Linked DNA regions of Homo sapiens: region 2 is linked to region 1. The links are chromatin loops, found by intact Hi-C in ENCODE. Cell type or tissue: MCF 10A. All regions are shown on one strand. Region 1 has its middle 55 kb from the start of LINC02852. Region 2 overlaps MCTP2 (multiple C2 and transmembrane domain containing 2).

Region 1 (4,000 bases):
CTGGGAAAGTGCAAAATGGTGATAAAAAGTGTCTCAATTCTGGGAGAAATAATAGTGTTTCAGAATGTCTCAGGAGTTAACTGAGATGGCCATTTTTTTCCTTAATTCTCCCAAATTCACATTCACTGAGCATCATTAAACTCGGCAGTAAGATATTTAAACCCAAAACTAATTTTCTGGCATTTCTCAGTGTTCTGTATCCCTATCAAAATCAAATGCTGAATTCAGGTGGTATATTTTTATCAAAACTTTCTTTAACGACCTGAGGTTTGCAAAGAAATTTTATATGCTCAGTGCTTAAATTAATTAAATTAAAATAAATCTGAATAAATGCTCCTTTAATGAATGAACCCATGGATGAGTTCTTTTAAGGTTTCATTGTGCTTTATTTTAAGCAGAGATCGATAAATATTTGGTTTTGAGCATAGTTTTCCACCATGGTTCCTACATTTGTTTGCATGGCAGATCGGGAGAAGGCATGATGTTCTTTACGAAATACCATACAATTCAAAATATATTCAAAATGTAGGTGTATCAAGCACAGACATTTTTTGGTCCTCCCACATTGCTGGCTACTCCTCATTACTCTTCTTGGCCAGCTCCTTCCTCTTTTTTTCCACCTACCTTCAATTATGGGAGTCCATATTACTGTCTCCTTCTCTTCTTTTATCTTGCACCATGGTTTAAGCACCCTGTACATATCGATGACTTGCATATTTTTGTCTTCAGCCCTGACCTGTCCAAGTAAAACAAATTCATGTATTTAACTTATTGAAAACTCTTCTAGTCTTCACGATATCAGTAAGTGACCATTACTGAGGCCACAATCCTAGTATTAAGATTGCCAATAAAACATAGGACAGTAAGTATTCTGTAAGTGCACAGATGGTAGTTTTGGCAGGAGTGTTGCACACAGGAAAGGCAAATCCATATGCAGAATAAGTGCCTATTCCAGTAAGAACAGAGCATTGTCCTTTTCATGATGGGAGAGATCCAATATAATCAACCTGCCATGCAGTCACTTGGGCTCTTCATGCTTCTGAATCAACAGGCAAAGCAGGGGGTTCCTGTGCTGGCTAGGGTAATAGATCCTGATTAGCAAGTGTAAATTGGGCTGCTACTACACAATGAATATAAGAAGACTATGTCTGGAATATAGGAGATCCCTTCAAGTATCTCTTATTATTACCCAGTCCTGTGACTAAAGTCAACTGGAAACTACAACAACCCAAATCAGGCAGGATTGCTAACAGCTCAGACTCTGCAGGAATGAATATTTGGATTACTCTACCAGGCAAAGAACCATGACTATCTGAGGTTCTTACTGAGGACAAAGGTGATGTGGAATGGAGAGTAGAAGGTAGTTATGAATACCAGCTGTGACCACATGATCTGTTGCAAAAATGAGGACCTTAGTTATAAATATTGCTTACTTTGTTATTTAAGGTGTTTGTACATACATTAGGCAAATATTTTTATTTTCTCCCAACTCTTATTCCCCCATCATCTTAAATGAGATGTATTAATGATATTTAATATTACAATATTTTAAGTAATAGGCTATCAAAAGAAGAGTGAACATCCCCATGTTTACCCTTCTGGGGAAAGTTAAACATGTTTTTGGTTGTAGGCAGGATAGTTTTATTAGTAAGTATAACATTGTAATTGTCTTTTTTGGAGATTGAGTATGGTTTAAAAAGATGTGTATGGGTGCCAGGTTGACAAGGGGTATAAAGTGATGGTCTTTTTGGTATGTCAATTTGACTAGTCAATAGCCCCCAGATATTCAGCCAAAACACTAATCTTATGTTGCTACAAAGGTATTTTTTAGATGTGATTGAAGTCCTCAATTAGTTGACCTGAAGTAAGTGAGATTACCTTCGATAAGTTGTTTTCTAGATATTATAATTTTGGTGGGCCTGACTCAATTGTTTGAAAGGGCTTAAAAACATAACTGAGGTTTTTCTGGGGGAAGAAATACTGCCTGTTGTGTAGAGCTTTTGCTTTTGCCAAGGTTGTCAACCTCCCCTTCCTAATGGCCGGCCCTGTGAAAGTCATGCTCTCCTAGCCAGCCCCCACAATTATGTAAGCCAATTCCTGGAAATATATTTCTTAATATAAATTTTCCACTGATTTTCTTCTGGTTGAACCCTGACTGATAGACTAAATCTGACAACCCTACATTGAAGTCAGCTTGAATTCTGTCTTTTCATCCTCTATCTCTTCACAGAATGCATCTGCAAGTCTTGTGGGTACTATCTTCCAAACATACAATAATTTCTATCATGAATCAACATCTCTACCAACAATAATTTGGTCTAAACCAAGCCTGTCTTCTACTTAAAATACTTGAATGGCTTCTTACTCCACTTTGAGTAAAATCTAGACTTTTTACTATAGAGTCATGGATGTAGAACAAATTTTTTATCTCAGGACCAAATTTTACATTCTTAAAAATTGAGAACTGTAAATAACTTTTGTTTATTTGGAACATATCTATCCATATTTACTGTGTTAGAAATTGAAATGGAGAAATTTTAAAGTAGCTATTATGTAAAATAACATCTACTTGTTAACATACCATCTTTGCTTATGATAACTCTATTTTCAAATAACTAATGAGAAAAGTAGCATTGTTTTAAAATTGCAAACCTTTTTAATGTCTCACTGAATAGAAGACAGTTGGGGTCTTTTATCTGCTTCTATATTTAGCATGTTACAATGTATTGCTTTTGTTCAAGTATAGGAAGAAATCCTGACTTCACTCAGATATGCAGTTAGGAAAGAGAAGAATATTTTAATAGCCTGTTTGAGCGTGTACCAAAACTTGACAGGTGTTAGTTTTTTAAAGTTGCAATATGGAATCTGAAACTATAAGAATTAACATTAAAATCCATTACTTTGTCTTTTAGTTTAATGTTTTACCACTTAATGATTTTATAACATTTTTACTTTGGTCTTTGGGAAAATATTGGTTCACTGAGTTAGACAAAACTTCCAAATCTTGACATGTTTCAGATATAATAACAAACAATTATTTTCATTTAATATCTCTACAAATCTCATAAGACAGCTATTAGGCTCTCAGTGGTAAACGTAAGTTTTCTAAAATTTGCATTTTATTTTTAAAGTTTACATTTTGTTATTTACAACAAATACTGTCACTTGTTTACCATTAAGTGATAGGCTCACTTTGTTCACTTTCAAGAAAATGTCGGCCAAGTACCCAAGTCTGAATAATTATACTTTGTCAATTCTTTCAAGTAAAAATAGTGTTCTATGAAAAAAAAGGGGCTAGTTTGGTTAGCGACTGAAATAACCACCACAAGTACTTTTCCTTGTGATAACCATTATACTTTGCTATGGAATAGAAGTGCTTCATATAAACTTCCCATTTTATCACAAAAAAGATAAAATTAAGAATTTTTATTGCTCTCTCAAGGACATTCTTAAGTGAAAGTGGCTTTTATTTCTCTGCAAGCACATGGTGATAAACAGTGTTCAGTGGCATCGTATTGATTTCTGCTAAGGTGTATCAGTTTAACCCACATCACTTTTGGTCCATCAGTGTCAATCTCAACACAGTAAAACGGGCCAAGAATATATTAGTACCATTATGAAAATTTTGAGTTTACCCCCGAAAGGGTCTCAGAGACCCCCTTCCTCGACAAAAGGACAAAGAGCACACTTTGAGAACCTGTTATAAACGATGGATCCTCATTGTTCCCACCCCCACCCTGCCTTAACTTGAATTCCATGGAAAATCCAGCCATTTAGAAATCATAACAGCCAGATATCATGATGATCCCTTTAATCTACAAAAATCTGAGTGCCTAAAGATTGTCTCGCCTTTATTGAGCATAGATAAATAATGTGTTCTTCCATGGAATACTTTCTGTACATTTCATCTACATGGCTCTGCTGGGTTGGATCATGTATTAGGGTTCCCAAAGAAACAATCAATATCATGTGTGCACATGTATAAAGGGAATGTGGTTTG
Region 2 (4,000 bases), 100 kb after region 1:
AAAATCTAATGATTTTGTATGAATACTTAAGAGGGCTAGAAGCTGGTTCATCTGAAAAGTACTAAAGAAGATTCTAAATCTCTTTTAAAAACCACTGGAGTGGTCTTTGAGACAAGAAAATAAGAAAGGGCAGCAAACACACACAGACACAGACACTTTCAGAATACTGTGTACATCAACTCATTTGTCATAATAAAGATAAAATCTAGATATTTGAAACAGTGTATCTTTAAATAATCATACCATCTTTATGAAAAATCATCCTATTGTATAGGGCATAATTTAGAGGGGGAAAACACATAAGTATGATTATTTTAGAATAAACATATTGGGTAAAGGTGAAACAAAGCTGTGTTAATTCTGTTCAAAAAAAATCCAGGGTTAAATTTTTAAAAAAAATTATAATTTGACCAGGTATACATTCATTTCTAAGGTAACAAATCAATAAGTAGCCCCTTCTCAAGAAGTTGTAACTGCCTTTTTTTGTTAAAGCAGGAAAAACATGTCTTACATATCACTATACCAAAGCAAAACAACAACAAAACACCACTAGGTTTTATCAACAGCATCGAACTGATTAAAATATTCCATTTTTCCCTGGCCAACATTAAGACATTCAGACTTCATGATTTAACAGTTAAGACCTTTCATTAACTGGCTCAGACTTGGTTGTGTGTCATAATCCAACTGCACCACACATTCTAGGTTCCTAATCACACCGCACCATTTGCAAACCTTAAGATATAAAACGATGTTCAGGACTTTGCTTTTGAACATACCTTTCTCTCATTTAGAAAGCTATTTTCTCAACTGCTTGACTATTTCTTCACTTATAATGTTCTATCCCTGGGCCATTCAAACTAAATTCATCTTCTTGTCACTACTTTATTTCCTGGATAAGTTTATTACTCATTTTTTCTTCAGTACTGATTTGTTAAACACCTACATTGATTTAGACACAAGAGTAAACAAAAACAAACCAAAAGCAGCCTTTATGTAGCTTAGATTGTATATGAGGATTGAAGATGAGATAGAAAAAATAAACTATATATATCAGGCGGTAAAAGGATCCACCATGAGAAAACAAAAGAGAGACAAGGAAGGGAAGGAGTATCAGGCAGTGGGGCTGGGTTTGCAATTACATGTGAGGTAATTAGGGAAGAAATCACTGAGAGGGCAGTAAGTGAGCAAAGACTTTGGAGGAGGTGTGGGTATCTAGGTGAATAATGTTTCCAGGCAGAAGAAAGAGCAAATGCAAAGGCCCAGAATCGGGAGTATGCCTTCTTCCAGTGTTTTGTTTATTTTTTTATTTTTTATTTTTGAGACGTAGTCTCACTCTGTCACCAAGGCTAGAGGGCAGTGGCACAACCTCAGCTCACTCACTGCAACCTCCACCTCCCAGGTTCCAGTGATTGTCCTGCCTCAGCCTCCCAAGTAGCTGCGATTACAGGCGCCCACCACGACGCCCAGCTAATTTTTTTTTTTTTTTTTTTTTGTATTTTTAGTAGAGAAGGGGTTTCACCATGTTGGCCAGGCTGGTTTCAAACTCCTGACCTCAAGTTATCCTCCCACCTCACCCTCCCAATGTGCTAGGATTACAGGCATGAGTCACCATGCCCAGCCTTCCAGTGTGTGTGTGTGTGTGTGTGTGTGTGTGTGTGTGTGTGTGTGTGTGTGTGATTGTTTTTGGGTTTTTTTTGTTTGTTTTTTTTTAAAAAGGCAGCATGGACTCCTTGTGTCTGAAGCAGAGTGAGCAAGAATATTGGAAAGAGAAGTGAAAAAGGAACAGGAGTTGGCCACAAGGGGCCTGGTTGATGGCTGTAAGGTCCTTGCCTTTTATTCTAAGGGAGTTGCTAGACTGCCAAGAGGGCGGGAAGCAGAATAACATGATTTGACTCATATTTAAGAAGAATTACTGTGGTTGCATAATGAGAACAAATCATGAAGAGACAACACATATTTCATCTACAAAGCTATTGAAAAGACCAGGTTAGAGTTAATTGTGGCCTAGAATTAAGGTGATGGCAGTGGAATTAGTGAGAAGTGACCATGTTTTGACTAGTTAGAAAGTAGGGACAGAGGAGTTGCAAATAGTTTAGATGAGAAGATAAAAAGGGAATGATTGAGAATGATTTGAAGATTAAGAGCTTGAAAAACTTAGATGAATGGATTTGTCCATGCATTGAGACAAAGTCTGTAGGAAGAGCAGGTTTGGGGAGGGGAGTATGAGGTGCCAATTAGATGTCCACGTGGAGACACACAGTAAACCTTAGATATATGGTTTGGAATTCAGGGTAGAGGTTATGGTTAGATACGTAAATTTGTGGATTATCAGACTCCAGATAGCATTTAAAGATATCAGACTGGATAACCTTAGCAAGGAAGCAACTAGAAAGAAATGGCCCAGAATTGATTTCTACAAAAGTCCAAATTTAGAGTTTGAGAAGATAGGGGATCAGAAAAAGAGCCTGAGGAAATGCCAGAGACAAAGAGATACATTAGGAGATGGCTGTATTCTTGAAAATAGATAAAGTATTTTAAAGAGGATGGCCACAATATATTTATAAGTAAGATGCTGAGATGTGGTCATTGGTGACTTGAAATGAGAGTTTAGTAAAATGATGAGGCAAAAATGAGATAAGAGTGAGTTTGAGAGAACGGGGAAAATTGTAGACAGGAGACATAACTCTTTGAAAGGGTTTATTACAATGAAGAGCAGAGAAATATGGTGATAGCTGGAAGGGACTGTAGCAATAAATGAGGAGAGAGAGATAAATAAAATTATGAGGCAGGAGATGGGAAATAACAGTTGGAGCACTACCTTTGAATCAGTGATAAGGGTGGAATCCACTGTAAAATGGAGTGTTGGTCTTAGCAACAATTCAGGTCATCCATAGCTACAGAAGGAAAAGCAGATGACACAGGCATAGACGTCGGTAGGGGGATAGATATAGAGGGGGTAGGGTAGCAGTAGAGGGGGCACTTATGTCAATCATGGTCATTCTACGAGAGTGAGGATGAGGAAAAGAAGTATTAAAAGTTCAAGGCAGAAGAGAAGTTATGAAATTGTCTAGAAGAGTGAAAAGGAGAGTGGATTATAGAAGTGTAATACAATTGTCAGGATGCACTAAATATTTTTTTTTGGAGCCATGCTTACCTGAGGTTCTGTTAATCAAGTCTAATGAAAGTAGAGAAGGCAAGGAAATTCTTTTAAAGATGGACTATGTGATCTGAGTTATTGGTGAGGAATGGTATAAAGGAGAGAAAATAAAATGTAAACACAATGGGTACACTAATTAACAGATTAAAAGCAGCTGAACAGAAAATTAGTAAATTGAGAGATAATTCCAAAGAAATTATTGAAGACACAGACCACAGAAACAAGGTTATAGATATACAAGTGAGGTTAAGACACATGGAAGGTAGAAATGAGAAGGTCTGATAGGTGTCTGGGGTGGAGAAAGGGGTTAAACAGAGAACCGAGAAAAAGCAATATATAAAGAAAAAATGCCTGAGGATTTTCCAGAAATGCTGAAAGATTAATATAGGAAGCCCCCCTTCCCCTAAAAATTCCTTGTCAGGATAAATTAAGAATAATCTATATCTAAAACTGTCATAGTAGAACTGAAAAAACAACTGGGGAAAAGAGGAACACTTAAAAGCAGCTAGAGAGAAAAAATAGTTCAACTACAAAGGAAAAGTAATTTGAGTGACTTTATTCCTCAAAGCAACAGGGAAAGCAAGACGACAGTAGAATAATTTAACGTATATATTCTTTCAGTCTTTCAATTTAGAATCCTGTATGTCACAAATTATCTTTAAAGGAGAGTGAAGCAGAGACATTTTCAGAAAAACATGAGCTAGTAGTGCTTCTCACCAGAAGACCCTCATGAACTTAAATATCAAAGATATACTTCAAACAGAAGGACAACTGCCCCAAGTATAAAGGCAAAATGCAAAAATGTATGGTGCTCAAAAACAATGGTAAATGTGCATGCCA

What was found. Peaks named below come from ENCODE experiments on the same cell type or tissue, not always from the same donor. Only the 100,000 strongest peaks of a DNase experiment are listed, where the experiment ranks them.
Region 2: it touches region 1 in a loop (2.3-fold over the local background); 1 of 110 quality-filtered maps calls a loop at or near these places.

What each region holds. Positions count from the first base shown.
Region 1 is chr15:94,532,560-94,536,559 of GRCh38, reverse strand. No RefSeq gene overlaps it. Among named protein-coding and RNA genes, the nearest start is that of LINC02852, 55 kb to the left of the region's middle. In MCF 10A, no CTCF peak of the experiment used is centred here; no DNase peak of the experiment used is centred here.
Region 2 is chr15:94,428,073-94,432,072 of GRCh38, reverse strand. All of the region lies in intron 17 of MCTP2 (multiple C2 and transmembrane domain containing 2), which reads right to left. Among named protein-coding and RNA genes, the nearest start is that of LINC02852, 160 kb to the left of the region's middle. In MCF 10A, no CTCF peak of the experiment used is centred here; a DNase peak (open chromatin) is centred at 1,852.